2 separate regions of the Homo sapiens genome follow, and region 2 is linked to region 1. Evidence: chromatin loops called from intact Hi-C (ENCODE). Cell type or tissue: IMR-90. All regions are shown on one strand. Links, peaks and the distances in the headings refer to the core of each region. The heading gives the core; the rest is flanking DNA.

What was found. A loop is a pair of places that touch in the nucleus more often than their neighbours do. Peaks named below come from ENCODE experiments on the same cell type or tissue, not always from the same donor. Only the 100,000 strongest peaks of a DNase experiment are listed, where the experiment ranks them.
Region 2: a loop joins it to region 1, with 5 times the contacts of the local background. A loop is called at or near these places in 1 of 110 quality-filtered maps.

Annotation. Positions count from the first base shown.
Region 1 is chr5:99,026,139-99,042,155 of GRCh38, forward strand. No RefSeq gene overlaps it. Among named protein-coding and RNA genes, the nearest start is that of CHD1, 110 kb to the left of the region's middle. RefSeq lists enhancers at 7,286-7,345, 10,969-11,633, 11,634-12,297. In IMR-90, for the core only: a CTCF peak has its summit at 6,527 (motif pointing left); DNase peaks (open chromatin) are centred at 6,523 and 8,433; H3K4me3 peaks cover 833 bases; H3K27ac peaks cover 160 bases.
Region 2 is chr5:98,789,765-98,805,781 of GRCh38, forward strand. It overlaps RGMB (repulsive guidance molecule BMP co-receptor b), which reads left to right. Exons shown (of 3, transcript NM_001366508.1): 3 at 3,321-6,730. The coding sequence ends at 3,989. Among named protein-coding and RNA genes, the nearest start is that of RGMB, 24 kb to the left of the region's middle. In IMR-90, for the core only: a CTCF peak has its summit at 6,766 (motif pointing left); a DNase peak (open chromatin) is centred at 6,687.

The DNA.
Region 1 (16,017 bases), core at 4,349-9,348:
GGCAGTGGCGCAATCTCGGCTCTCTGAAACCTCCTCCTCCCGGGTTCAAGCGATTCTTGTGCCACAGCCTCCCAAGTAGCTGTGATTACAAGTGCCTGCCACCATACTTGACTAATTTTTGTATTTTTATTAGAGATGGGATTTCACCATCTTGGCCAGGTTGTTTTCGTACTCCTGACCTCAAGCGATCTGCCTTCTGTGGCCACCCAAAGTGTTGGGATTACAGGTGTGAGCCACAGTGCCCAGCCCCATCCTATCTTTTAAATTATAGGCAAAATACATTTAAAGTGCATATCAAATGCAGCCCTGAGAGGGACAGAATATTCCAGAAGAGCCAGAGATGGCCTAAACTAACTGAAGGAGATACTACTCAGTATACATTGCATTGGTGAAAAGAGCTGAAGAGATGGAAGAATTTGTCACTGTGTATAATAAAAGACTTATTTTAGCGTAAACTGGTAGCCATAGGCTACAGAGCTAAAACTGTTCTAACAAGTTGCATTTTGTTGACCTTTCAAAATAAAATGCCCAGAGTACCCATCTTAATTCACTGTATCATACAAATGATTCTTGATTCATATATTGCAGTGTTGGAACAGGTTACTTTTAACAAAGCCTCCCAAGTCTGTGATTTGTAGAGTGCATAATTTTCTTCTAAGGTGATTAGAGCACTTTTTAGACATTGCCTAAGATAAGTCTTTGTACCAGTTTAAAAAGTCAGCAGTACTATAATTATAGTTTTCCAGGTGTGAAATATGAAGATTAAGCTATTGGGCCTGGGTCAGTGGCCCACACCTGTAATCCCAGCACGTTGGGAGGCTGACGGGGGCAGATCACTTGAGTGCAGGAGTTTGAGACCAGCCTGGCCAACATGGTGAAAACCTGTCTCCACTAAAAATACAAAAATTAGCTGGGCATGGTGGCACATGCCTGTAGTCCCAGCTACTTGGGACTTGAGAGGCTGAGACAGGAAAATTGCTTCACCCAGGAGGTGGAGGTTGAAGTGAGCCAAGATCCTGCCACTGCACTCCAGCCTGGGTGACAGAGCGAGACTCTGTCTCAAAAAAAAAAAAAAAAAACAAAAAAAAAACAAAAATGAAACAAAAAACAAAAACAAAAAAACAGTTTAGGCTATTGAAGCCTGAGTATGGATTATTTTAGCTTCCAGATTGCAATAAGCATCGTGTAAAGATGAAGATCTCCAAATACAGAGAATGCAAGCAGTGTGCCTGACTTTGCTTAGAAAGTGCTGACAGGAGCGAGGAGTTTCACTAGCATTTCCTGTCTCAGAAACAAGTTCTCCATTTGATATTCAATGACAGTAAAACAGGGATCAGAAACTGTTACTGTTTGTTCAAAAGCAGAAGCTAGAATCATTTCAAAGAAAGACAGTGCAAAATTAAAACTGAAACTCCACTTCTACCTCTCTGTAGAAGCAGTGGAGTGTATCTCCTAGGGGCTTCTACTCCCTTGCTGCCAGTGAAATTTATTAACCACAGAAGTGTCTTTCACTTATGTCCTAAATGAAGGTAGATCTTACTGTTTTTGATACTAACCAAGTCATCTTCTGGGTACCAAAAATAGTTTTTGTGGCTTTATGAAAAGTCTGGCCTTTCCACAGCATGTGTATCCATTGACCTCACTTCTGAGAGCTTTAGACTAATTTGGTAATTAGACTAATTTGCACCATTAATTAAAATGCTCTATGAAATAACCCAAATCCCAATGCAAAGAAGAGAACAGCATGGTATACAGATGTTTGTTTTTTTAAATTTAAAAACATTTTATAATCTTCTTGCATTCCAGAATCAGATTTTAAAAAATTAACCATCCCTAAAAAAACTCACAAAAACCACTTTTATCAGGAGGTTCTATTCATTCTTCATGACTGTGGTGGACCATCCATTATTTTAATACACTATCAAATTTCAAAGTTGGTGACAAAACAAGAAATAAAAATGGAGGGAATTCTTATGGCTTCATGGGTATTTAGTTAGGGAGTGTAATGTGGGGAAGCTGTCACACAGGAGGCAAAAAACTGCAAAGAGACTAAATATGTAAGGTATTTTTATAGCTTCCTCAGCCATTTTCTTTACCTAAAATGCCCTTTTCTTATTTCTTTTTTTAGACAGAGTCTCACTCTGTCACCCAGGCTAGAGTGCAGTGGCACGATCTTGGCTCATTGCAACCTCTGCCACCGGGGTTCAAGATTCTTGTGCCTCAGTCTTCCGAGTAGCTGGGACCACAGGTGCACGCCACCATGCATGACTAATTTTTTTGTATTGTTAGTAGCGATAGGATTTTGCCATGTTGACCAGGCTAGTCTCGAACTCCTGACCTCAGGTGATCTGCCTGCTTCAACCTCCCAAAGTGCTGGGATTACAGGCATGAGCCACTGCACCTGGTCCTCCTTTTCTTATTTCTAAGTGATATTCTCATTCATCAAGGCTCAATTCAAAAATTACTTCCTGTCAGAAATTCTTCTGTCTCTATCCTCAAACCTCACATTTGCTGCTTTCTTACTTTTGTTTCTGTAGTCATTTCTTAACAGATCATATGATTGATTTTTAGTTTTGTAGTTTTATCCTCTAATAGACTCTAAATTCCTTGAGAATATGAATCATTCATCCTTGCAATTCTTACAATATACATATTGTCTAGTATACAGTAGATAATTAAAGTTTGTTACAGGGTACCAATTTGGAATAAGGAGTTAGTAGCTGAAAATGACCTAAAATGCTCTCTACTTTCAAGTTATAAACCCACACATTCTTCTGTTTCTCTGTATATGTCTGTCACTGCTTAGCTGATACATGATCTAACACCCTATTAAGCCGTCTTCAAATGTCAGACTCCCATTTCTAACAATACTACACAATTGTATGTTATTTTAAACCTTTCAAACGTCTTTTACATAAATCACTTTATTTAGTTCTTACAGTAATTCTATAAAGTTTCTGGATGAGAAAACAGAAACAACAAGCATCAATGACTTTGGACTAAAGCTCAGGTCTTTTGAACCCTTGCTATAATTCCCTTTGGTCCAGAGCTTACAGTTTTTAAACTTTTTACTTTCAAATATTTTCAAACTTATAGAAAAGATGCAAGAATAGTGCAGAGATCACCCATATACTTCACACAGATTCACTAATGTTAACATTTTACCACATTTGATTTCTCTCTCCCACCCTGCCCCCATATATACAGGACCATTTGAAAGTGACTTGCAGATGTCATGCTCCTTTACTCCTAAATACGTCAGTGTGTATTTCTTAAGAACCAGCATATTCATCTATGTACTGTAGTAAAATGATCAAACCTAGGAAATTTGACATTGATATAATATTTGAATCAATACACCTAATACAAGTTTGCAAATTTTTCTAATCATGTCTTTTATGAATTATGACTTTTTTCTGGTTCAGAATTGAACAGGATCACACATAGCATTTACTTCTTAGATCTTTTTAGTCTTCTTTAATGTGGAAGTGTCCATTATTCAACCTACACTTGCGTTTTCTCTTCTTTTCTTTTCTTTTTTCTTTTTTTTTTTTTTGAGGTGGAGTCTTGCTGTGCCGCCCATGCTAGAGTGCACTCAGCCTCATGGGTTCAAGTGATTCTCCCCCCTTAGCCTCCCAAGTAGCTGGGATTGTAGGTGCCTGCCACCATGCCCAGCTAATTTTTTATTTGTAGTAGAGACGGGGGTTTCACCATGTTGGCCAGGCTGGTGTCAAGCTCCTGAACTCAAGTGATCTGCCCGCTTCGGCCTCCCAAAGTGCTGGGATTATAGGTGTGAGCCACTGTGCCAGGCCACACTTGGCTTTTCTTAATTTCTGCCCCATTGCTAACTCTACAGGGCAACTGGGGTGTCTGTGGTAGGTAACAGATCTGCCTCACACATTGTATACAAGAGGTTAATGTCATTAAGGCAAATCGTGACCTATCAGGGACAGACCCAGTGGATAAATGCCACCTTCTTCTGTCCCTTGTTTGCAGAATTCTGAGGCTCATTCTGTGTGGATCTTTAGAGGATTCTCAATGGATCATGATCTGTGGTCATGTTCAACTTGAGACCTTCTTCCCCTGATACTGCTTTCCTTTCTTCCCTATTTTACTCTCTCCAGTCCCTTCACTTCTTAAAACTTGGGATCATTTCCCAAAATAATCCCTTGCACATAAGCCCTTGTTTCATCTTTTTAAAAAGAGATCTATACTAATACAATTATACCTACTGTTAATAGAGTTAGTGGGTCCACAGTTAGTGGGTCAGGTAGGTGACAGATTAGAAGTGAGCATTACAAATAGAGGAATGCATCTTTCTTAGGTACTGACCTAAGTAGACCTTCTTTCTTAACCCCCAAACAAAGACACAGTACTGGTCACATTAATGCCAGTGTAGGCTCTGATAATGACATTGACACTTCTCTCCAGTCCATGTTTCTTCCCTTCCCCTTCCTTCTCCTCTTCTCTTTTTCTCTTCTCTTCTCTCTTTTCTTTCTTTTTTTGAGACAGGTCTCACTCTGTTGTCCAGGCTGAAGTGTAGTGGTGCAGTCATGGCTCAGTGCAGCCTCATCTTCCTGGGCTCAAGTGATCTTGCCACTTCAGCCTTCTGAGAAGCTGGGACTATGGGCATGTGCCACCGCGCCTGGCTAACTTTTAAATTTTTTGTAGAGATAGGGTCTTGCTATGTTGCCAGGGTCAGTCTCAGACTCCTGGGTTCCAGTGATCCTCCCACCCTGGCCTCCCAAAGTGCTGGGATTATAGGAATGAGCCACTGTGTCCAACCCATGTTTCTTCTCAGCCTACTTCCACACCAGTGCAGTGCCTTCCAATCTGTAATTCCTGAGAGTATTGCAAGAGAATGAAAAGGGCTTAGTGAAAGTGATTGCTCTGCTTAAACTGCATACATCTCTTCTTCCTGTTTCTCATCATACTGCCCTTTAATGCTACTTTTTCTTTCCACTAATGATTTTCCCTTTGTCCTTGCCCATTTCTCTCTGTCAGACAACTCATTTCCCTTTTGTCCTCTCTGATAGTAGAAAATTTGACTCTGTGTATGTATGTTTCCTAGAAGAAAGCAGAACCATGAGTAAACACCCAGTGAATAATTTGGGATGCTGATGAAATCAAGGAAGACTGGAAAAGCAACTTGTTGGGTGTGCTGTGGAGAGATTTCCTATAGTGGGCAGAAGGTTAGATAAAAGATTCTCTGAGGTGTCTTCTATCTCTGGGAATTTATGCTAGAAATGTCAACTTAATTAAGTTGCAGTGCCTGTCAACAATCCAAGGGCAAAAGTTTGCTCCAGATCTATAATCTAGCCTCATCATCTTAGGGGGAATGTGACCAAATATAGTATAACACTATCAGTATGAAAAGAATGAAATCCACACAGCCTGCATAATTATAGGTGCAGAGAAGAAGAAATTGATGACACAATATTAAGGTTTATTTTTGCCACCTAAAAACATGTCAACATCCTATTATCTTATTATCTCAGATTTTTATTCAATTCTATGACAGCTAAAAGTAACCATTATATCTGTCAATTAAAAGAAGAGAAACTGCTTATTGAAATTTTATAATTTGATCTATGACATGGAGTTGAACTGGAAGCACCTGCCAGTCTTCCTGATGTTCCAGATAGTATTTTGCTGCAAATTAATTAATCTAACTACATCTTGATTTTCTCACACTGCATTAGAAAGTATGTGCTCTTGGTCATAAACCGTGATGAAACTATAAGAACCATGTAATGAAACCTTATGGTTTGAGTTGTCTGGCTTGTCATAGAGATGAATATAGTGTAATTAAGCCACACTCTCTCCTTGCAGTAATGAAGGCACTGTTTGGGGGACTATGCCAGGGATAGGAGAATAAGTTGTCTATGGCACTCGAACGGTCTACACTATCCAAGTAAGGTAACCAGCTAAGGCACTTTCAAAGTAAAACCAAACAGAAAGTCACGGCAGATAATGCCACTTTCATCACTGGTAATTACTGGCCTTAGAGTTGTAATGAATGGCTGCTACAGAATAAAAGGTAGGTGGCAATTTATGCAACAGATCATTGTTCATCATCAGCAGTATGGGTGGCACTAAGCAACAGGCAGAATTATTTTTAAACCCGCGAGGTAAAGTAGATTAAAGGTATTATTAATAGGCTAGGCCTAAAGGAACAGTGTCTTAATTATGGACTCTTTTTCCTATCCTTTCTTAAAGATATTATATTTCTACAACTGATGAAGGACTAGATTAGGCTTAGGCTAGCAGTAGAGGGAACACTCATTGCTGCATTAAGATCAAAGAACCTTCCGAAATTTTGGTTGCTCCAAGTACCAGAATCAGCTGTCATTCTGTTGGAAGCAATAGGGAAAGGGTAGCTCACAACATTTTTTTAAAAAAGTATTTCTCAATCAGTCCACCATTTACTGGACTAGGCTACAGTGAACTGCATAATTTTATGGAATCTCGTTTTTCAGGGTATCTTGTTAACCAATGGGCTGACATTCTCTTTGCAGGAGCTCCACCAAGTGGTCATCCAGCTTGTGGGCGAAAGTCAGAAAAACAAATTAGGAATCCTAAGAAAGACTGACTGATAGCCGAGTAGAGCAGTCTGAAGGTAGATAAACGTGAACCCTCCATCCATAGGGAGATTCAGATACAGGCTTCATGTTTAGACAAGACATCTGCTTTTCCTCACCATTTGTTTTTGGTAACTTTCTGGTCCTTATATGAACTATGCCTGCCCTTTGACCTCATGACCCCATATGCTTTGAGCCCTCCATTTTCTCCTAATCAATTAGTCTCCTTCTGTCTTCCCATTTTCCCTGTTCAGCTCCACACACTGGTGTCCACTACTTAAATTATGCTTTCAATATTACTTTCAACTCTTAATCCAGCCATCCTGTTTCTCTGACTCTGGAACTGAGCAGCTGAGAGTTCTTGGAGAAAAATCACACAGCCATACCAATTGATGTCACTGTATGTTGTTGCTTTCTGACCAAGGCTGAGTCCTCAGTTATGGTGAAGGTGCTTCTGATCAACTGACAGTGGGTATTCCAAACATTTACTTCCCTTACTGTCAAAACCACCAACTCTTCTTACACTCAGCAAATGATGATTCTGTCCTTTTCATTGTGAAAAGGCAAGGGCAGAAAGTGAAAACGGCACCTTCCTCTCCCTCTTACTTATTCGCTTATTTATTGGCATTTTTACTTCTCCTTCCTGTTGGAAAAGGTGCCCATCTAACTCGAGGCTCATTTCTCAACCTGTAGATTGGATTCCATCCTCTTCTGTGTACTCAATGACTTTATTATATCAATCATCGCCCTCTTTCCTGTTTTACTTCAGAAAATAAACAGAACAGTGGTTTGTCTTATTGAAAATGAAAGCAAAAGTAAAATTACCTTGGCAGTTTTGGGTCTCTAATTATAAGCCAAAGAAACAAATTGAGAACAACTTATGGAAAAAATGATATTCATTGGAAATATACTGGTATAATGCAGAACAGAAGAAAATACTAAACAGTCAAGCTTCCTGAGGGCAGAAAGTACAGGACCACTGAAATGAAACCGTGGACATGCATAATCATGTATGTTTACTAAGGTTCAACTACCTTTCCTCCTTGTGTCACCACTTAAGATTTAGCTCCTAGGAAGGAAACATTTGATTGGCCAAGCCCACCAGAAACATGTGCAGAGGAGATGCTCCTGATACCTGCACCATTGAATTCCATAAGGCACAGTTCAGGGAACTTTGCTTTGTCCTTATTTTGTTTGATTTATCGGTAGCAGTTCTCCTTCTGGAGTCCTTCTCCTTTGTTTTCTGTGGCATTATTCTTTCCTTAAAAAGAAAAAAGATAATTCTTTTTAGTCTCCATTGTAGGTTCCCTTTTTTTCTGCTTAAACAGTAAGTGTTATCTTCCTCATGGGTTCAACTTCGATCACTGTTATATTACAAACTTCCTCCTGCCAAATCTTCGTTTTGAGTTTGCGATGGAACCTACGATTGAATTTCCAATAAAATTCAGTATATCTAAAAGTGAACTTATGTATTTCAAACCTGCGCTTTACTTGAATGCCACATTTTCATAAATGGCATATCTCTTATCCAGTCACCCAATCCACTTCCCTGGGAGTCTTCCTAGGTCACTCTCACTTATACTCAATCAATCCCTAATCCCTGTGGCTTTTAATTCCTTGGTATCTCTTGTTCTCCTCTTTCCTAAACTCATAACCACTTTTTAAATTAAGGTCTTAATGACTTCTCACCTAAATTGCTACATTAGCCTCCTCAAAAGGTTTCCTTACACATCATACTCCGTTTCTTACAGAGTGATCCTTCTAAAATGCTAATCTGCTCTGCAAACTCAGATTCAGTCCTTTATCTTTCAGGATAAACTTCAAGGCTTAACCCACACATTCTGTCTTTGGCCACTTTCCAAGCTTCAGGGATGGCTACTTCCTTACTGCTATATTGTAAAACAAGCAGGTTTCCAGTTGGAGGGACTAGAATTGTTTTTTAACCTTGACTGAATGTAAGAATTTCTGGGGACATATTAAACATGCAGATTCTTGGCCTGACCCTAAACATATTAAATTGGAATCTCCAGGAGTGGGGCTTATGTCTCTACTGATTTTTTTTTTTTTTTTTGAGACAGAGTTTTGCTCTTGTTGCCCAGGCTGGAGTGCAGGGGCGTGATCTCAGCTCACTGCAACCTCCACCTCCTGGGTTCAAGTGATTCTCCTGTCTCAGCCTCCTGAGTAGCTGGGATTACAAGTGCCCGCCACCACGCCCGGCTAATTTTTTGTATTTTTAGTAGAGACAGAGTTTCATCATGTTGGCCAGGCTGGTATCAAACTCCTGACCTCAGGTGATCCACCCGCCTCGGCCTCCCAAAGTGCAAGGATTACAGGCGTGAGCCACTGTGCCTGGCAGTCTCTACTGATTTTTATGATCAAGCCAGTTTGTGAATTAATGATTGACTGTTTCTAGGCAGTCCTTTTACTTATGCTGTTTGTTCTGCAATTCCCAATCCCCTTGTCCTTCAATAGTTTAGTTAGTGTCACTTTACAGGTGACTCTCATTCTTACTTAGAGGCCTCTTCTCTGTGTTCCTGTACCGCGTAGGACTATCTCTGTCTTAGTACCCATCACATAATATTTGACTAACTTACCTATCTTATAACTGCTCTAAAAACTTATCTTTGTTTTCCCAGTACATAAAAGACAAACAGTAGGCATTTGGCAAAAATTACTTTGATATGTAAAAACAAATAAAAAGCTCACTACACTTTTTGCTGTTATGGATTCTTTCTGTTGCTTTATCTCTAAGGAGTTACTCATAAGATGAATATTGTTCAATTACTTAAAAACACCATTATTACTATGATTCCTTTAAAATCATATTATAGAATAATATTTTTTGATATGTGAAAATATTATAATGTACTACTAAGGGAAAAATAGGCTAAAATTTATATAATATGACTTTTTTGGTAAAAATTTTAAAACAAATTAAGTTAAAAATGCATATATAAAAACATATTGAGAAGACATACATTGTAATTTTATTACTCTTTGATTATGAAATAATGGGTGATTTTGTATCTACTTTCTATCAGAAGTATGTACATCTAAAACTTTTTTTATTTGTATAAATTTAAGGGCACAAGTGCAGTTTTGTTACATGGATATTTTGGATAATGGTGAAGTCTGGGGCTTTTAGTGTGACCATCTTCTGAATAATGTACATCGCACCTATTAAGCCACTTTTCATCCCTCACTCCCCTCCCACCTTCCCATCCTTCTGAGTCTCCAGTGTCTCTTACTCCACACTCTATGTCCATGTGTACATGTTACATTGCTACCATTTGTAAGTGAGAACATGTAGTATTTGACTTTCTGTTTCTGAGTTATTTCACTTAATATAATGGCCTCCAGTTCTATCCATGCTACTGAAAAAGATGATTTCATTCTTTTTTATGGTTGACTAGTCATTCATTGTATGTACATATACCACAGTTTCTCTACTCATCCATTGACAGATACTTAGGTTGATTCTAAGTCTTTGTTACTGTGAACCATGCTGCAATAAACATGAGTACAGATATCTTTTCAAGATAAAGATTTCTTTTTCTTTGGGTAGATACCCGGTAGTGGGATTGCTGGATCAAATGGTAATTCAACTTTTAGTTCTTTGAGAAATTTCCATGCTATTTTCCAGAGAGGTTGTACTTATTTACACTCTCATCAACAGTGTATAAGCATTCCCTTTTCTCCACACCCTCACCCACATCTGTTGTTTTTTGACTTTTTATAATAGCCATCCTGGCTTGTGTAAGATGATATCTCATTGTAGTTTTAATTTGCATTTTTTTGATGATAAGTAATATTAAGCATTTTAACAATAAGCTTGTTGGCCATGTGTATATCTTTTGAGAAATGTCTGTTCATGTCCTTTGCCCACTTTTTAATGGGGTTGTTTTGTTATTGTTGTTGTTGAGCTGTTTGAGCTCCTTGTAAATTCTGGATATTAGCCCTCTTTCAGACATATAGTTTGCAAATATTTTCTCCTATCCTACAGGTTGTCTGTTCACTCTATTGATTGTTTCTTTTGCTGTGCAGAAGCCTTTGAGTTTAATTAAGTCCCATTTGTTTATTTTTGTTTTTGTTGCTTGCACTTTTGAGGTCTTAATCATGAATTCTTTGAGTAGACCAATGTCCAGAAGAGTTTTCCTTAGGTTTTCTTCCAGGATTTTTATAGTTCCAGGTGGAAGTATATAAATTTTATAATTAAAATATTATGATAAAAAGCATATACATACTCTCTTCCTCAATCTACTTTGAAGTAGTGTGCACATACACATACATGCACACACACTTTGCACACACATGACAAAATAAAAAGAAATATTTGAGTCCTCGAAAACTTAACTTTTCTATGGAAAGCCAAAAACTATTTGGTGAAAATGAAGTACTGAACTGATAAAGAATGGAATGAATATGTGAATAAAATGTGAATATGTGATAAGGAATAGAGTGAATAAGATAATTATCTACTAATTAGAAAAAAAAGACAGGTATGTTTGTAAACCTATCATGTAGGTATACAATTCTTTACAATTTGTGAGTGAAGAGGACTCAGGAAAGAATCTCTTGGGTTATCAGCCTCCTGGGCAAGAGGGCCAAACAGGAACAGATCTGGTCTGCAGCTCCCAGCAAGATCGACACAGAAGGTGGGTGATTTCTGCATTTTGGACTGAGGTACCTGGTTCAACTCATTGGGACTGGTTGGACAGTGTGTGCAGCCCACGGAGGGTGAGCTGAAGCAAGGTGGGGCGTTGCTTCACCCAGGAAGCGCAAGGGGTCTGGGAATTCTCTCCCCTACCCAAGGGAATCCGTAAAGGACTGTGCCTGAGGAACAGTGTACCCCAGCCCAGATACTGCACTTTTCTCATGGTCTTTGCAAACCACAGACCAGGAGATTCCCTCCAGTGTCTATGCCATCAGGGCCCTGGGTTTCAAGCACAAAACTGCACGGCCATTTGGGAGATACCAAGCTAGCTGCAGGAGTTTTTTATTCCATACCCCAGTGGCACCTAGAACACCAGCGAGACAGAACCATTCACTCTCCTGGAAAGGGAGCCGAAGCCAGGGAGCCAAGTGGTCTGGCTCGGTGGGTCCCACCCCAACACAGCCCAGCAAGCTAACATGGACTGAAATTCTCGCTGCCAACCTAGCAGTCTGAGGTCGACCTGGGACACTTGAGCTTGGTGTGGGGAGGGGCATCTGCCATTGCTGAGGCTTGAGTAGGCGGTTTTACCCTCACAGTGTAAACAAAGCATCCAGGAAGTTGGAACTGGGTGGAGCCCACCGCAACTCAGCAAGGCAGCTGTGGCCAGACTGCCTCTCTAGATTCCTCCTCTCTGGGCAAGGCATCTCTGAAAAATAGGGCAGCAGCCCCAGTCAGGGGCTTATAGATAAAACCCCCATCTCCCTGGGACAGAGCACCTGGGGGAAGGGGCGGCTGTGGGTGCAGCTTCAGCATTCTTAAATGTTCCTGCCTGCTGGCTCTGAAGAGAGCAGTGGATCTCCCAGCACAGTGCTCAAGCTCGGCTAAGGGTCAGACTGCCTCCTCAAGTGGGTCCCTGACCCCCATGTATCCTGGCTGGGAGACACCTCCCAGTAGGGTCTGAAGGACACCTCATACAGGAGAGCTCTGGCTGGCATCTGGCAGGTGCCCCTCTGGGACGAAGCTTCCAGAGGAAAGAATAGGCAGCAATCTTTGCTGTTCTGCAGCCTTCACTGGTAATACCCAGGCAAACAGGGTCTGGAGTGGACCTCCCACAAACTCCAGCAGACCTGCAGCAGAGGGTCCTGACTGTTAGAAGGTAGAAGGAAAACTAACAAAAAGAAAGGAATAGCACATCCACTCAGAGACATCATCCAAAGGTCACCAACATCAAAGACCAAAGGTAGATAAATTCACGAAGATGGGGAGAAACCAATGAAGGCTGAAAATTCCAAAAACCAGAATGACTCTTCTCCTCCAAAGGATTACAACTCCTCGCCAGCAAGGGAAGAAAACTGAATGGAGAAAGAGTTTGACAAATTGACAGAAGCAGGCTTCAGAAGGTGGGTAATAACAAACTGCTCTGAGCTAAAGGAGCATGTTTAACACAATGCAAGAAAGAACCTTGCATAGGAAGAACCTAAGAACCTTCAAAAACAAATGAGATGAATTGCTACCTAGAATAACCAGTTTAGAGAAGAACATAAATAACCTGACAGAGCTGAAAAACACAGCACGAGAACTTTGTGAAGCATACATAAGTATCAATAGCTGAATTGATCAAGTGGAAGAAAGGATATCAGAGATTGAAGATCAACTTAATAAGGTAAAGTGAGAAGACAAGTTTAGAGAAAAAAGAATGAAATGGAATGAACAAAGTCTCCAAGAAATATGGGACTATGTGAAAACACCAAATCTACATCTGATTGGTGTACTTGAAAGTGAAAGGGAGAATGGAACCAAGTTGGAAAACACTCTTCAGGATATTATCCAGGAGAACTTCCTCAACCTAGCAAGGCAGGCCAACATTCAAATTCAGGAAATACAGAGAACACCACAAAGATGCTCCTCGAGAATAGTAACCCCAAGACACATAATTGTCAGATTCACCAAGGTTGAAATGGAAGAAAAAATGTTAAGGGCTTCCAGAGAGAAAGGTTGGGTTACCCACAAAGGGAAGCCCATCAGACTAACAGCAGATCTCTCTGCAGAAACCCTACAAGACAGAAGACAGTGGGGGCCGATATTCAACATTCTTAAAAGAATTTTCAACCCAGAATTTCATATCCAGCCAAACTAAGTTTCATAAAAGAAGGAGAAATCAAATCCTTTACAGAAAAGCAAATGCTGAGAGATTTTGTCACCATCAGGCCTGCCTTACAAGAGCTCCTGAAGGAAGCACTAATCATGGAAAGGAACAACCGGTACCAGCCACTGCAAAAACACACCAAATTGTAAAGACCATCGATGTTATGAAGAAACTGGAACAACTAATGGGCAAAATAACCAGCTAGCATCATAATGACAGGATCAAATTCACACATAACAATATTAACCTTAAATGTAAACAGGCTAAATGCCCCAATTAAAAGACACAGACTAGCAAATTGGATAAAGAGTCAAGACCCATTGCTGTGCTGTATTCAGGAGACACATCTCACATGCAAAGACACACGTAGGCTCAAAATAAAGGGATGGAGGAATTTTTACCAAGTAAATGGAAAGAAAAACAAACAAACAAACAAAAATCAACACTTGCAATCCTAATCTCTGATAAAACAGACTTTAAACCAACAAAGATCAAAAAAGACAAAGAAGGGGATTACATAATGGTCAAGGGATCAATGCAACAAGAAGAGCTAACTCTCCTAAATATATATGCACCCAATACAGGAGCACCCAGACTCATAAAACAAGTTCTTAGAGACCTACAAAGAGACTTAGACTCCCACACAATAATAGTGGGGGACTTCAGCAACCCACTGTCAATATTAGATAGATCAATGTGACAGAAAATTAACAAGGATGTTCAGGACTTGAACTCAGCTTTGTACCAAGCTGACCTAATTGACATCTACAGAACTCTCCACCCCAAATCAACAGAATATACATTCTTCTCAGCAACTCATCACACTTATTCTAAATTTGACCACATAATTGGAAGTAAAACACTCCTCAACAAATGCAAAAGAATGGAAATCATAACAAACAGTCTCTCAGATGACAGTACAATCAAATTAGAACTCAGGATTAAGAAACTCACCCAAAACCGCACAATTACGTGGAAACTGAAAAACCTGCTCCTGAACGACTACTGGGTAAATAACAAAATGAAGGCAGAAATAAAGATGTTTTTCAAAACCAATGAGAACAAAGACACAGTGTACCAGAATCTCTGGGACACATTCAAAGCAGTGTGTAGAGGGAAATTAATAGCATTAAATGACCACAAGAGAAAGCAGGAAAGATCTAAAATTGACACCCTAACATCAAAATTAAAAGAACTAGAGAAGCAAGAACAAACAAATTCAAAAGCTAGCAGAAGACAAGAAATAACTAAGATCAGAGCAGAACTGAAGGAGGTAGAGACACAAAAAACCCTTCAAAAAAATCAATGAATCCAGGAGCTGTTTTTTTTTTTTGAAAAGATGAACAAAATAGATAGACTGCTAACCAGACTAATAAAGAAGAAAAGAGAGAAGAATCAAATAGAAATAATAAAAAATGATAAAGGGGATATCGCCACTGATCCCATAGAAATACAAACTACCATCAGAGAATACTATAAATACCTCTACGCAAATAAACGAGAAGAAATGGATAAATTCCTGGACAGTACACCCTCTCAAGTCTAAACCAGGAAGAAGTCGAATCCCTGAATAGACCAATAACAAGTTCTGAAATTGAGGCAGTAATTAATAGCTTACCAACCAAAAAAAGTCCAGGACCAGACAGATTCACAGCCGAATTCTACCAGAAGTACAAAGAGGAGCTGGTACCATTCCTTCTGAAACTATTCCAAACAATAGAAAAAGAGGGAATCCTCCCTAACTCATTTTATGAGACCAGCTCATCCTGACACCAAAACCTGGCAGAGACACGACAAAAAAAGAAAATTTCAGACCAATATCCTTGATGAACATCAATGCGAAAATCCTCAGTAAAATACTGGCAAACTGAACCTGGCAGCACATCAAAAAACTTATCCACCAAGATCAAGTTGGCTTCATCCCAGGGATGGAAGGCTGTTTTGACATACACAAATCAATAAACATAATCCATCACATAAACAGAACCAATGACAAAAACCACATGATTATCTCAATAGTTACAGGAAAGGCCTTTGAGAAAATTCAACAGCCCTTCATGCTAACCACTCTCAATAAACTAGGTATTGATGGAATGTATCTCAAAATAATAAGAGCTATTTATGACAAACCCACAGCCAATATCATACTGAATGGGCAAAAGCTGGAAGCATTCCCATTGTAGACCGGCACAAGACAAGGATGCCCTCTCTCACCACTCCTATTCAACATAGTATTGGAAGTTCTGGCTAAGGCAATCACACAAGAGAAAGAAATAAAGGGTATTCAAGTAGGAAAAGAGGAAGTCAAATTGTCCCTGTTTCAGATGACATGATTGTATATTTAGAAAACCCCACCGTCTCAACCCGAAATCTACCTAAGCTGATAAGCAACTTCAGCAAAATCTCAGGATACAAAATAAATATGCAAAAATCACAAGCATTCCTATACACCAATGACAAGCAAACAGAGAGCCAAATCATGAGTGAACTCCCATTCACAATTGCTACAAAGAGAGTAAAATACCTAGGAATAAAACTTACAAGAGATGCAAAGGACCTCTTCAAGGAGAACTACAAACCACTGCTCAAGGAAATAAGAGAGAATGCAAATAAATGGAAAAACATTCCATGCTCAT
Region 2 (16,017 bases), core at 4,888-9,887, 240 kb before region 1:
TATCAATAATAAATGGTGTGGCATAGAACAGATGTGCCAAATTGAGTTATGACAGCATATATATTAGTTCATAGAGGGGAAAAGTAAGTAGCATAGCTAACGTTTTTAAATTATCTGTGAGCTTTTGAAATACAATTTTATGTATTCAGTTTTTACTTTCTAGTGGCTGCTAGCTGGAAATATTAAAAGTTTGGTGTTTTTTAAAATTCCAATTAAATTGTGCTTGTTTCTAAAGTAAGAATTAAGAATGAATAAATTTTGCTTTTCTGAAGAGGAAGACAGTCTGAAATGAATTTCTTGCCCTTCATTGGCTGAGTACTTGCCTTTTAAAAGCTCATGTTGTAATTGTTATGAGGAATGAAAGTGCATTATAAAACTTAAGTCATGTGAAACTATTACCCAGTGTTTTCTAAATTTACATTGATTATATCTCTAGGTACCTGCTCAGTGCATATTTAAACTACAAGGGACTACTCAGGAAACCCACTCATGCTTTACAATCAATTCACCCCCCTCAGCATTTTGATTCAAGGGATAATTCTACACATATGCTCTGTGTGAGAATTACCTTGCTTGGTTGGGAAACAACAAGAGAAATATCCACTTGTCTCACAGCAAATCACTACTAGTAAATTGGAAAGACAAATCTTTTAGGTTAACTAGGATATTTTGTAGGTGTAGATACTAGAGCAGAAAACAAGTTTTGAGCTTCTAGATAGGTAGGAGTTATTGTTAATGTCACTGGCATAGCAGAGGACAATACTGTGGGAGGTGTTTGAAATGAATCCTGAGTTCCTGAGTTGGAATTGGTGTGCTTAATGAAAAAAACAGCCGTGGTGAGACATATGGAACCATTCCACTCATCTCAATATGGACCCTTGCTTGCTTTTTGGAAACTTGTTTGGAATCGGTTATCTTTGCTTTGTTGGCCCAACACAAGTAAATCCTCTTTGTTTTTCCTAAGGTGAACAAAAAAGTAGTTCTTGCAGATAATATCAAGTTGGTTTAAATTTTAGGTTTGTTAGACTAGAAAGACGAATTATTTAGCCGTCATTGAAGAGTTTAATCTTTGAGTAGATGTTACAGGTGAAAATGAGCATAGTGATTATATAAAAAGTCTATTACTAACTCTTATTTTAGCCATCTGTATTGTTGACTTTCAACTTTTTCAGGTGCAAAATTTTCTTGAATCAATCTTTTCATCTCCAAGGGATCCCAGCATGCCTTAAAAAAAAACACTTGTCAACGGATTTTAGAGCCACCAAATAAATCTATTTTATGGTCCCGTTAGATATCTAGCTCAAAACCCCCATTCACTCTGAAAGGTCCTATGGTTGGATGCACAACAAATTTCCTGAAATCATCTCTGATGCACCTCCTTTGGGTTGTTAAGAAGGTGTTGAAATGTGAGAAGGCTGGTAGTGAAATCAAGTTGTGGCTCAGGGTAATTAGGAAGGGAGAAAACCCAGCATTTTCATAGTACATTGTCTGGCTTTTAGTTGCAGCTGCACACAGCGGATATGAATTTAACCGGTTGCTACAGTGCAGCTGGTTCAGATCTGGCTTTATAACTGGCTGAAGTAAAATGAAATGGCTGGAAAATTCCAGTCAAGTAACACCAGTGGGAACAAGTGGAATTAAATAGTGTGAGCAAATGCTGGCCGAGTTGGAGAAAAACTTAAGACATAAACTTGAGGGTGGTGGTGAGGACTTCGGGTGGGCAGGCGGGGGGAGGGGGGTGCATTTTCTGGTCTTTTTCACAAGGGTCTATTGTTTCGATTAGTTTCCTTGCAGGAGGTAGAAGGTTTCCTCCATCCCGAGTAATTCATAGAGTGTTTGGCTTGTCTACCTTCCTCCTGACTGAAGTCACCTGATACTTTTTGTTTTTTCAAGAAGGAAGAGAGAACCCTGTTGCCTCAGTTACTAGCAATGATACAATTCTCAAAATCTGGTCTTTTTTTGTTTCTTTGAAATAGTTTCTCCATGTTGTGTGACACAGCAGCCCCTGTCTTATCATAGTTGTCTTCCCTCCACCACCTGTACCAGAGATGTTGGATATGTTGGAGGTGAAGGTGTGCAAGGTTTTTAACTAACTGTTCTAATTAAAGGATTCTGCAGGAAAGAACATGGGTTTACAAAAGAGAAGCTTTTGTATTATTAGTAATTTTTTTTCTTTGATGAATTTATGTGCTTAGTTTGGAGAATCGAGAGTTGGCTGGGAAAAGATTTCTGAGGAGTTAAGGGACTCTGGTGCTGTTTGGGAAAACATTTGCTGTAACTAGGTTTAGGGTATTCAGTCTCTGCCAGTGCTTAGGAGCTATATTTGCCAGGTGATTTCCCTGTCGCAGGGATTAGCCAGTGATGTGAAACATTTGATTAAGGGACTAATAGAAATCTTTCCTGGGGTACATGAGTGGTGGCTGTTACTGGGGTGCCCCCTCCTCAACTCTTTCTCTCTGTATTTCGAGTAAGTTTGTAGTGGTGAGTCATGGGATACAGTTTTTTAATCCTATGAAGAATCTTGGTAGGAAGCAAAGTTCTGTTAGGTATATTGTTAATTAAGCCCTTTAAAGTTTCTGCATAATAACTCAGAAACGAGCCTTTTTCTTTTCTCAGAACTATGCCATGACTCATCCACTTTGGAAGCAGACAAGATATAAATTATCAATAAAAATTGCCCATAATCTGGCCTGGCACAGTGGCTCATGCCTGTAATCCCAGCACTTTGGGAGATGATGGTGGGAGGATCGCTTGAGGCCAGGAGTTCAAGACCAGCCTGGGCAACGTAGTGAGGAACCCCCGACCTCCACCATCCCCCCCGCCCCCCACCAACCCCCTCACTTCAAAGTTTTTTAAATCAGCCACGCATGGTGGTATATGCCCTTAGTCCTGTGTACTCAGGAGGCTGAAGTGGGAAAGTCCTTTGAGCCCAGGAGTTGAACGTTGCAGTGAGCTATGAATGTGCCACCGCACTCTAGCCTGGGCAAGAGAGCTGACCCTGTCACTTAAAAAAAAAAAAAAAAAAAAACCGATATTCTGATAGCAACACTGCTCACTTGCTCACTCTTTCTCTTAGGAAAGTAAAAAAGTTTTGTCTTGATGCACAGATTTATTTAAACTTTAGTTCTAAATATATAGGACTTTAAAAAATATTTTCTGAAAGTGATATCCATTTTTGAGGTGCAAGCAGTTGGGTCCATTTTGGAGATTCCGCCTTAAGCCATTCAGCTTCAAAATGGCGGGGAGCTCTTGCTACAGAGGGTTACCCCGTTCTGCTTCCTTCCCATTCTGTTAAACCTTGTACATGCTCCTTCCCACAGATCACTATTATCTTCAAAGCCCACCATGAGTGTACAGATCAGAAAGTCTACCAAGCTGTGACAGATGACCTGCCGGCCGCCTTTGTGGATGGCACCACCAGTGGTGGGGACAGCGATGCCAAGAGCCTGCGTATCGTGGAAAGGGAGAGTGGCCACTATGTGGAGATGCACGCCCGCTATATAGGGACCACAGTGTTTGTGCGGCAGGTGGGTCGCTACCTGACCCTTGCCATCCGTATGCCTGAAGACCTGGCCATGTCCTACGAGGAGAGCCAGGACCTGCAGCTGTGCGTGAACGGCTGCCCCCTGAGTGAACGCATCGATGACGGGCAGGGCCAGGTGTCTGCCATCCTGGGACACAGCCTGCCTCGCACCTCCTTGGTGCAGGCCTGGCCTGGCTACACACTGGAGACTGCCAACACTCAATGCCATGAGAAGATGCCAGTGAAGGACATCTATTTCCAGTCCTGTGTCTTCGACCTGCTCACCACTGGTGATGCCAACTTTACTGCCGCAGCCCACAGTGCCTTGGAGGATGTGGAGGCCCTGCACCCAAGGAAGGAACGCTGGCACATTTTCCCCAGCAGTGGCAATGGGACTCCCCGTGGAGGCAGTGATTTGTCTGTCAGTCTAGGACTCACCTGCTTGATCCTTATCGTGTTTTTGTAGGGGTTGTCTTTTGTTTTGGTTTTTTATTTTTTGTCTATAACAAAATTTTAAAATATATATTGTCATAATATATTGAGTAAAAGAGTATATATGTATATACCATGTATATGACAGGATGTTTGTCCTGGGACACCCACCAGATTGTACATACTGTGTTTGGCTGTTTTCACATATGTTGGATGTAGTGTTCTTTGATTGTATCAATTTTGTTTTGCAGTTCTGTGAAATGTTTTATAATGTCCCTGCCCAGGGACCTGTTAGAAAGCACTTTATTTTTTATATATTAAATATTTATGTGTGTGCTTGGTTGATATGTATAGTACATATACACAGACATCCATATGCAGCGTTTCCTTTGAAGGTGACCAGTTGTTTGTAGCTATTCTTGGCTGTACCTTCCTGCCCTTTCCCATTGCTACTGATTTGCCACGGTGTGCAGCTTTTACTCGCCACCTTCCGGTGGAGCTGCCTCGTTCCTTTGAACTATGCCCTCACCCTTCTGCCCTCACTTGATTTGAAAGGGTCGTTAACTCTCCCTTACAGGTGCTTTGACTCTTAAACGCTGATCTTAAGAAGCTCTCTTCATCTAAGAGCTGTTACTTTTTCAGAAGGGGGGGTATTATTGGTATTCTGATTACTCTCAATTCTAATTGTTATATATTTGAGCCCATACAGTGTATTAGGTTGAACCATAGAAACTGCTATTCTCGTAGGTCAAAAGGGTCTAGTGATGGAAGTTTTGTAGATAAGTACCAGGCATCTCAGTAACTCCTAGACTTTTTCTCATCCCATGCCCCGTTTTAAATTGTCAGTTTTCCCTCTGACTCTTCTGTGTTAAAACATGAAACTATAAATTTAGTAATTATCATGCCTTGCTCTTTTTAATCTATATGACTGATGCAAGCCCCTCTTCTTAACCGTTTCTTGGCTTTGAGCCCAGAAACACAGCTCTCCCTGTCTCCAACTCCAGTAAGCCCTCCTCAGCCTCACCTTACGAATCCAAAGAACTGGGGTTTGTTAGGTTCTTTCTCTAATGTAGAGGCCCAGATCCCATCACAAAGTTTTTCATTCTTCCTTGTCCACCATGATCTTCATCACAGTCTTTGATATGTCTGCATGCAAAGTGGAACAGAGTTGGGCGGCAATGACAGAAGAGCTTCCTTGGCCTGACTCGGTGTGCGGCCACTTCGGCACTGCTTAATCCAGATATTCTTGTTAACTAAGCATTGTGCTTCCCAGGTGGTCTGAAGTCAGGTACTCTCTCTCTCAACACCTGTAGTTGAATATGATTTGGTCAGTTGCTCGTTGTAACTTGGAGAAATTCCTATAAAGTAAGATCTCCTTGCCTCTTCCATCCATTGTTGGCACCCCCTTGCAAAAGGAAAAGAACAGCAAAAGTCAGGAGCAGTAATCTGAGAAAGTTAACTCCAGGATAGGTAGGTTTCTATTGTTATAGCTAGATGTAAATCTTTAGTTCCAAGAAGTGATAGAGTTTCTGCTTTAATAATTTGTTGATAAGTTTACATAAACAGAAATAAAAGATACTATCTTTACCGTAGTAGTTCAGGCCAAGATTATGCTTAGTTTTAGTTCTCCAGGTAGTTACTTTTGCCATGTCCTATTGATCAGTGACACTGCCAGAGGCCCATACCGGCAAGAGGAAGAGGACGTCATTTTGTAAAGTTTAACTTCTTAGCGAACTGATGTGCCACCCAGTCACAGAGTGGAGTTGTGAATTCATGTAGAGGTGGCAAACCTCTACCTTGTGTTGATGAGAGAATAATCTTGGGCAGTCTGGGAAAATAAGGAAGGCATCTCCTTCTTACTCATGGAGATTCAACTATAGAGAGTTGAAACCTAAACCCGCCTTCCTTTTATAGAAGCTGGACTAGAGACGGACTGACCATCAGCTCTGAACTGTGGCTTTTTTTGTTCACCTATGATGCCATGTACCAAATTCAGAAGCTATCGTTAATAATTTGTTTTATAATTGAGTAGTACAAGCGAGGAAAAAATACGGAGGATAACCACTATTTTTGTGCAAATAATATGAAAGTGAAGTAAAAGCAATAGAAGAAATTTCTATAGGATCTGGGTTTAGAGTGTGTATCATTAATAAATATACCTTTGCTCTTTTCAGGGAAAATAACAACCACCCTTACTGATAGTTGGGAAAAGAAGATTGGGTTATTTTGCCATATCATTTAGCTGGAAGTGACATTTAAAAGCACCCTGCATCACTAGTAATAGTGTATTTTGCTATTCTGCCCTTGTAATCGGTGTCCCTGTAAAACAATCCCCACAGATTACTTTCAGAAATAGATGTATTTCTCTACGTAAGGGCCAGGTTTATTTTCTCCTTTTTTGAGATTTCTAGAAAAAATGCTGCTTGCACATGTTGGTTCTTGAAACCTTAGCTAGAAGAATTTCAGGTCATACCAACATGTGGATAGGCTATAGCTGTTCAGAGGTCTCCTGGGGGAGCTTAAAACGGGGGAAACACTGGTTTTCACAGATGCTCCACATGGCTGTCTTTAAAAGACTCAAAACTTTTTTTTGTCCTCTTTGTTATGCTTGGAAGCTCCCCCCCCCCCAACAGTGTGTCGAGTCTTTGCAAAGAAACCTTTAGATGTGGTTCATAGATATATGAATACGTATCTGTGTAAAACAGTGAGTGTGCAGTGTGTAAATACTTTAAATTATTATGCTAGAAAAATAAAGTTACATACCTTGCTGTGGAATGTCTGTTCTGTGATTATAGGGACACCTGCTGGAAGAACTGAGAGCTGCAGAAGAAAGGGAGTCGGGGGAGGGGGAATTGTATAAAATCCCTAAAGGTTACTGATAAGTCATGCCACCTGCCCACAAATTCGCTGATTTTCAAAACTATAGCATTACTGTCATTTTTTTTCTTTTGAAATTTTAAGCAGTTACAAATCCGTATCAGTGAGATTGGTCCACTAGTATTGTCCCAAAGTTCTGTCTTTAGTAACAGTTTTGGTCCCTTGAAGACATACAGCCTGCACTCTAGTTCTTTTTAAGGTGATGTGAACAGTAACGACTTCCTCCTGGTGGGGAGGATTTGGGAAGGCAGGATTTTCTGGCTTTGAAAACAAATCCTCACTTCTTGGGTTTTAAAAAGAGACATCAAGAGATCACAAGTTGGTCTTTGTTCAAGAAACACACCAAAGGGTAGAAAAGTTAGGAAAATAACTGAAACAAAAGGCACAGAGAAGCACTGTTACTTGTATTAGGTAGAATACTAAATGGATCAGATTCTGACTGGGATAAACATACATGTAATCATTTCTTCTTTTTTTTTTTTTTTCTTTTGGAGACAGGGTCTCACTCTGTCACCCAGGCCAGAGTGCAGTGGTGCAGTCTCAGCTCACTACAGCCTCAACTTCCAGGGTTCAAGTGATCCCCCCGAGTCGCTGGGGCTACAAGTGCATGCTACCATCCCCAGCTAATTTTTGTATTTTTTGTAGAGACTGAAGGCAGGGTTTCACCATGTTGCCCAGGCTGGTCTCAGACTCCTGGACTCAAGCAATCCGCCTGCTTCAGCCTCCCAAAGTGCTGGGATTACAGGCATGAGCCACCACACCTGGCCATAATCGTTTCTTAAAGAAAAAAGCTTAACCATTGCAGTTGACTATTTACATGTAGCAGTTCAGAGCAAAAAAAAAAAAAAAAAGACAATCATATCAGCTGAACCACATAAAATAGGATGAAATGACATAGTCACTGAGTACCCAGTGATGTGTCTGTGCTGAAAGAATGCAGATAATCTATAGCAGAACGAAATGTGCTATAGACTATTTGACTTTTATGCTTAAAGTCAAAAATAATTCTTTACCATTCTGTCTTCATTCCCAGAACTCCAGCTCTTTGGGGACTGAAACGTCAACTCCAAAATCCCAACAGCGACATCAACCCTAAGAGTCCTGTTATCTGATTTATTTTTTATCTTGTTTATTTTTAATTTTGTAGCATTGGCAGTATTCTATTGTCTGGAACTAGCTGGGATAACAGTCTTGGATTGCTGCTGTCCTTTCTGAGCAAAGATACCTTGCTGCAGATTTTCTCCCTGTTCTATTTGTATGTGAACCAATGTCTCCCCCACAGAGAAAGTAATCAGGATGTTCAAGGAGCAGTTTCAAAGTTCTTTATTATTTCACTACCTAACCATATTGTTACCTAAACCTAAACCATATTGTTTCTTTCTGCTTCTATCCCTTTTCTGTATGTCTTCCAAATGGACAAGTCACATGAAAGCAATTGTTATTATTTAGATGGTATTTTCCTTTAAATTTACTGCTCTTTGGCTGGGCACAGTGGCTCATGCCTGTAAACCCAGCAATTTGGAAGGTCGAGGCGGGCAGATCACTTGAGGTCAGGAGTTCGAGACCAGCCTGGCCAACATGGTGAAACTACCATCTCTACTAAAAATACAAAAATTAGCTAGGTGTGGCGGCGAATACGTGTAATCCCAGCTACACGGGAGGCTGAGGCAGAAGAATCGCTTGAACCCAGGAGGCAGAGGTTGCAATGAGCTGAGATCATGCCACTGCACTCTAGTCTGGGGTGACAGAGCGAGACTTAAAAAAAAAAAAAATTCTGCTCTTCTTCCCCCAGGTACCTCTAATAAGCATGCCATTTGATACTATCAACTAAATAATAGAATATGCTGTCCTTTGTACCCAAAAGGTTATGTCATGGCTCCCTGACGGTGAAATATGTGTGAAATCCAACCAACACCCAGCAGGATACACTAACAAACATTCTACAAAGCCAGAATGGATGCCCTCACCCTCCTTGGAATGATGTTAAACCAATTGAGTAAACTGGTCCTGCCAACTGCAATGTAATAAAGTAGGCCTATCAAACTTCAGCAGGAAGAAAGCAACAGGGCAATGTTTTCTGAGTTCTTCATGAGTAATATTTCTATGACCCATTTTTTATTTCAGTAATGAAAACTCCAACTCCAGAAGGAAAAAAAAAGCATTCTGCTACCAGATTGAATATACAAGACCTAGCCACAGATGAATTAACCAAGTAGGAATTGCACCTGCCATAGATGACATTTTCAGAAGATAACATTATCTCAATCAATAGTGTAACACCGCCAAGGGAAATGGTGCTATTTGATAACCCACAGGGTTTCCAAAGCCTTCTAACAGGAAGCAGTAAGGTGGGATTCACTGAAGGGGGAGATGGAGGGGGACAATAAATTTATTTTCTAGTGAGCCCTTCTTTTGCGCTGCTAAATAGCAATGCCATTAATGCAGTGTTGGTCATCAGCACAGTGAGGACTGTGGGTAGAGCTATTGATTGGCTCACCCTAAGTGGAAGGGAAAGATTCTCGGCCTGAGTCAGCTCATGAATGTTCATCTTCCTTCTTGGGAAGGAAAAGGAAAAAGGAGTGAAATAATTTGAGGCAGCATGCCATACAAGATCCTCAGCATCCTGTCAAATTGGAAATCTGGATGACATTTGAAGGTTGGGGAAGTGTACCTGGGGAGCTGGGAGGAAGGGTAGCAACAGGACAGGAAGAGCTCACAAAGCAAAATGATAAATATGGAATGCATTCTGGTTACATTTTGAGCTGCAGGCCATTTTGAAGGGTTCATCTGTGCATGGTCATTTATTTTATATATTCTGCCTTGAGGCAGCATACCATAGTGGTCAAGATTTTGGGCTGTGGAGTAGACAGTTCTGAGTTTAAATCCACCTACTTTACTAGTTATGTGGCCTCAGACGTGCCAAGCTGTACTTAGGCTTCAGTTTCCTCATCTTTACAGTAAGAATTCTAAAAGAAATTCACACCTCCAACATTCATTGTGAGGTTCAATTTGCTGCATTTTAAAGTTTTTAGCATGGGACCTGATACAAACCTAGTGTTCAACCTGCATTACTCAGAAATGGACCTAAGATTGATAGTGAGTTGTATGTTCACCTTTGGGAACTGGCAAACCTATAAGCTATTCCTAGAATGAAATTTGCATGTATGCCCCTGTGAACATCCAAGAATTTAGGACGGGGCCACAGTTTTGCAGAGTTTATTCACATCTATGAGGGAGATGTGCTGTGCACATGGTTCCTAGCAGAATGCATGAGACCAAATGCAAAACCTGTGCATATCAGGTGCTTCCTACTGGCCCCCTCACTGCAGCCACCCCAGAAATCCAGCATACGTTCTTTAAAGCACCTACTAAAAAAATAACACTGACTTGTGAGTAACCATTTGCCCTGGACATAACTTCAGGAATTAGGGATAAACTGGGGACAGAAAGAACTCTGAGGAAAAGCTACTACTGGAGAAATTATTGCTAGCCACTGCTAGTCATGTATTGTACACCTTGGCAAATCATAGTCCCAGCATAGAGAGCATCGAACTTTGGGAAAGGACACTCTGAAATGTTTCGATAGACAGGGTTGTATAAAAAAGGTGTGGAAACTGGGCTTCCAGTGCTCACATCATCACCGTAATTCTTATCCACAGATCCCTTCCCGCTCAGCCTAGGCCAACGATAGCATTCTTATCTTCTCAGAATTGCTTGAAATAGACAATGAAGAAAAGAAAGAGAAGAGGCCATCTGCCATGAAGGCTGACAGATTTAAATTGGCCCAATTGAGCAATGCCCTTCTCCTCTCTGATCTTAAAATGGTTTCAAATGGGAGAGGTGAGAGGCGTTGTGAGAAATTTTACACAGATGCTCAATAAAAAGGCAACATGGGAAAAAACTAATGAAAAGATGTCAAAAAACTATAAAAATAACAGAAATGGGAAAGGGAACATGGAGCAAGTGACAGAGAAGGGTGGAAGAGAGATGATTAACAAAGTTGTATACAGCTAATAGAAACACTGATTAGGGAGACAAAAATACAGGCAATGCTTGAGGTGTTTATGGAGAAGAGCAGTGACAGGGAGCAACCATGTATCCTTTCATATCATGGTTTTTAAAATTTATTTTTATTTATTTATTTTATTATTATTATTTTTGAGACAGAGTCTCACTCTGTCGCCAGGCTGGAGTGCAGTGGCACCATCTCGGCTCACTGCACTCTCCACCTCCCGGGTTCAAGCGATTCTCCTGCATCAGCCTCCTGAGTAGCTGGGATTACAGGCACACGCCACCACACCCAGCTAATTTTTGTATTTTTAGTAGAGACTGGGTTTCATCATGTTGGCCAGGATGGTCTCAATCTCCTGACCTTGTAATCCGCCCCCCTCGGCCTCCCAAAGTGCTGGGATTACAGGCGTGAGCCACCACGCCCGGCTTAAAATTTATATAGATCCCTCAGGCATTAGAGAGCATAACTGGCCAAGACTGGTTTTGTCAATAAAATCTAATTTGAACTATCTCCAGCATGAAGGGAGAAGGGAGGGATTTATTTTATGGTTACAGAGGTACCTTGTGGAACCCAAGGGCAGGAATGGAGCCTGGGAAGCTGTTAGGATCTCATCTTTGCTTCTGACTCTAAAGTCACTTTCTCCTCTCGAACTTGGCAAGCTGACTTCTCTACCTCGCAGGTACCCATGGTGGAACATGGCCACCTCACAGAGTTATAGTTTCGTCCACCTACAGAGAGTTCACATCCTCAGGGGAGAATCCCTTTGGCTTAGCTTAGGCCAGGTAAGATAGCATAATACAAAAAGAGCAGTGGGCATCTCCCTCATTTCACCACAGGCCTTCTTGAATTTTTGGCACTTTGGGGCTCTAAGGCATTGGTGGTGTGGCGCAGCAGGAGAAAGCAAAGCACCAGCGCCCAGCAGTGCTGGGCAACAGCATCCAGGACAGTCTAAGCTCCTCAGGAAAAGCAGCAGTCCAGCTGGGCACAGCAGGAGGAACACAGGCACACTCGGAGGAAGTGGTACAGGGCAGAGGCACCACCCAGTTAGCAAGATTTATCCAAAAGCCCATGTAATTCATCCCTGTAGCACTCACACCTAGGTATCTGAGTGGAATCTATAGGAGGCAGATGGGGCAAGAATCTTGGAAAGTTGTGCTATTAATGCTAATATCACTGTATTTGTTGAGTTTTGAGGGTGTTATGTATATATAAAGCTCCTACCAAATTACCTAGCACATCAATGGTGCTTAATAAAGGTAGGTATTCTTGTTATCAGTACTGAGATTTAGATAGTTTGCTTTTCCAATCCCAGTCTCTCACCTGAATTCCAGCCTTGTATTTCCAGCTACCTACATATCACTTCCACATTAATATCTCATAAAGATCTCAAATGTAACAAATATAAAACCAAACACTTGATTCCTGTCACCCACACACAAACACTCTCTGCTCAACCCACAGCCTCCTCCTGTGTCTAGCGATGGCACCACCCTTCACCAGGGCTCAGGCTTAAATAGTGGCTCAAAGAATTGGCCATGTCTCTTTTCGTCTCACACCGTACATTAAGTTCACCAGAAAACTATGTTACACATATTCCAAATCTGACCATTCGAAAGGTCTCCCTGCTGACTCTTTCTCCTGCCCATGCCTCCATGGACTCTAACCTGGACTATAGCAAGACACTATTCACGAGCCTTCCTGCCTCCACACTTGCTCCTCTGTGGGCTCCAGCTCGCCATGTGGCAACCAGATAGAACCTACAAAACATAATAGAATCACTCCCTGCTCAAAACTCCCCCCTGGTTTTCATCACATTTAGAATAAAATTCAAAACCTATAGACAAACACAAATTGATGGACTTTCTACAAAAGTATTGACTTGTACTCTTCAAAAAGAGCAGTGTCATAAAAGACAAAGCAAAGCTGAGGATCTGTTCCAGACTAAAGGAGACTAAAGAGACATGGCAGTTAGATGCAGTCAGTGTAGGATTCTGGACCCTGATGAGGGGGAAAAATGGTTCTTAAAGGACATTATTGAGACAACGGATAAAATTTGAATATGAACTCTTAGATTATAGTGTTATACAATGTTAAATTTTTATGAATTATTAAAGAGCATATCCTTGTTCTTAGAGGCATACACTGAGATATTTTGAAGTAAAAGGTCTGCAAATTATTCTCAAATAATTCAGCAGATAATGGTAATGTGTATGTGTATACATAGCTAGATAAATAGCCTGAATGTGGCAGAAATTTAATAATTAATTTAGGTGACGCATATACAAAAGTTCATTGTACTATTTTTACAAGTTTTCTGCAAGTTCAATTTTTTTTCCAAAAAAGTTAAAAACAATCCTTAGCCCTATGCTGGCTGATATGGTCTAAATTTTCGGCCCACCCCCTTCTCACTTTAACCACATCTATCTTTGCTTCTTCTAGGACAGGTATGCTTCTGCCTCAGGACTTCTCATCCACTCTCCTCCCTCAGATATTTGCAGGCGTAAAGCCCTTCTCTTTATTCAGGCTCTGAGAGGCCCATCATGACCACTCTATCTAAAATGATACCCCATCCCTTGCACCCTGCTTTGTTTTTCTTCATTATCTTACTACAGTCCTTGTTTATGTGTTCATTGTCTGTCTCCAGCATTAGGATGTAAAGTCCATAAGGAAGAAAATTTTTCCTATTTATTGTTTTGGGCCCAGAGAAGACAGTTGTGCCCACTATGTATAAACAGAAGAAGGAAGGAAGGAAGGGAGGGAGAGAAGGAGGGAGGGAAGGAGGGATTCAATTTGGTAATGCTTCAAGAGTATAACTAGAACTGAAACTAGAAGAAACAAAAAGTGAAGGAGTCAAGAGTAAGCTGACAGATGTGATTTTATAATCAGAAAGGCTTTAAGCTTATGGTAATCACTTTTTCTGATACTTGCCTGTTAGAGATATCAGTAATGGAGGCTGTATGGAAGGGAGGGAGTTGGTTCTAGAACTAGACTGATCCTGTATCCAGTGCAGGGGAAGCAAAGGGATCTAATATCTATTGATCACCTACTATGGCCAGACACAATGCAGGCACCTTGCAAACTCTATGAGATTTGAGGAAACTGAGGAAAGTGGTTGAGTAATTAGATTGATCACCAATCAGTGAGGGACAGAGCTTACATTAGAATTTAGACTCCTTGGGACTCTAAAACTCATGCTCCCCATATGAAGCCATGATCCTGCCCAATAGTGTCTTACTGTTGCTATAAGGTTTACACTGAATTTTAGTACCTACTTGAAAGAAAATACTAACAAAGTCTGAACAAATAGCCCTATTAAGCTAACTCCCTTTTATGAATAAATAAACACTAAAAATGACCATTTTAATTGTTTGCTAACAGGGCATCTAAAATATTTGAGAATACTGTCACTAAAATGTAAATGTTTATCCTATAATATTACTTATCAAACACTTGTTTAATTATTATAAAAATGAATTTTTCCCCTTGTCCATAGCAAATACAAAAATGAATTGTATTATCTTTGTTTAAATCAGTGGGGTCAACAAATCGGGCTAAAGAATCTATAGCCTGTTTTGTGCGTAAACATCTGTATAAACACATATGCATATGTATAATGTCAATAAAACCTTATGTAAGCTTCAGCATTACTAATCACTACATTAAAATGTGCTGAAACTTGTCCACTCATCAGAACCACATTCTTTGGCAATCACAGGATAGTATTATGAATTCAGTTTATAAAATAACTACCTGCAATAGAATAGAGATTTTAGTGAGTAGAAAAATTGGACTGAATGTAGCATAAAATGGAAAAGTAATTCATTTAACAAACATTTATTGAATACCTACTAAGTACAAGCCACTCTGTTAAAAACTGGAAATTCCACACTAAATAGGCCCATTTTCTTTCCTGGAAGAACATATGGTCTAGCAAAAAGGAATATTATGTTCAACCTTCAGTGCTCAACTTTGAAATAAAATGTTTTAAAATGGACTAATATGGTTTTAATATATCAACAATAATTTATTTCTATAATGCCTATCCATAATTTCAATAAAGTAAAGTAATTTCTCTCATGGTGTGTGCACTGACTGCACTCACCTGGGTGGGTCTTCCTTGGGATCTCTCATGAAGTGGTGTTTAGAGGTCACCTGAGGGCAGAAGTGATCTAAAGTTTCAGTTGGGCTGGACATCCAAGGCAGCCCACTCAAATGGTTTCAGTAGACTGAAAGTCTACTGAAACTTGTAACTTGCATTCATTTAGAAACAGGTTCAAGCATCTTATTTGCCCATCATTAGAAACAAGATCACTTTTAAAGTCTCAACATTTTTCCCTAGTGCTTCATATAAAAGAGAACTATGATAATTTTCACAATAACTAACATAAATTAACTTTGGGAAATTGTTTTCAATTCTTCATATTTGAATAGGTAGGCTTGGAAAACCCCCAAATACCCTCCCTATAATTAAAAATTTGTAGCTCTCCATGTGGTTTAGTATTCTCAAAAAGATAAGTAAGGAAATAAAAAATTCCAGATGGCAACATGAGAGCATCCAGATATATAATTAGGTCTAAAGAGAATTAGGCAAATATTAGGTCTAAAGAGAAAGATAAACCCCCATCAATAATAGATGGGGATTCCAACACCCCACTCTTGGCACTGGACGGATTATCTAGATCTAAAACCAACAAAGAAACATCAAATTTAAACTGTAGCATGGACCAAATGTACCTAACAGAGATTTACAGAACATTGCAATCAACAGCTGGAGATACACCCATTTTTCTCATCAGCACATAGAACATTCTCCAAGATAGACCATATGTTAAGATACAAAACAAGTCTAAAAAAATTCAAAAAACTTAAATCATAACAAGTATCTTATCTAACCACAGTGGAATAAAACTAGAAACTAACAGCAAGAGAAACATTTAAAACTACACAAACGGGCCGGATGTAGTGGTTCATGCCTATAATCCCAGCATTTTGGGAGCCCAAGGCCAGAGGATCACTTGTGGCCAGGAGTTCGAGACCAGCCTGGGCAAACATAGCAAGATCCCATCTGTACAAAAAATTTCAAAAATTAGCTGGGGATGGTGGCACATACCTGTAGTCCCATGTACTCAGGAGGCTGAGGCAAGAGGATTGCTTGAGCTATGATCATGCTACT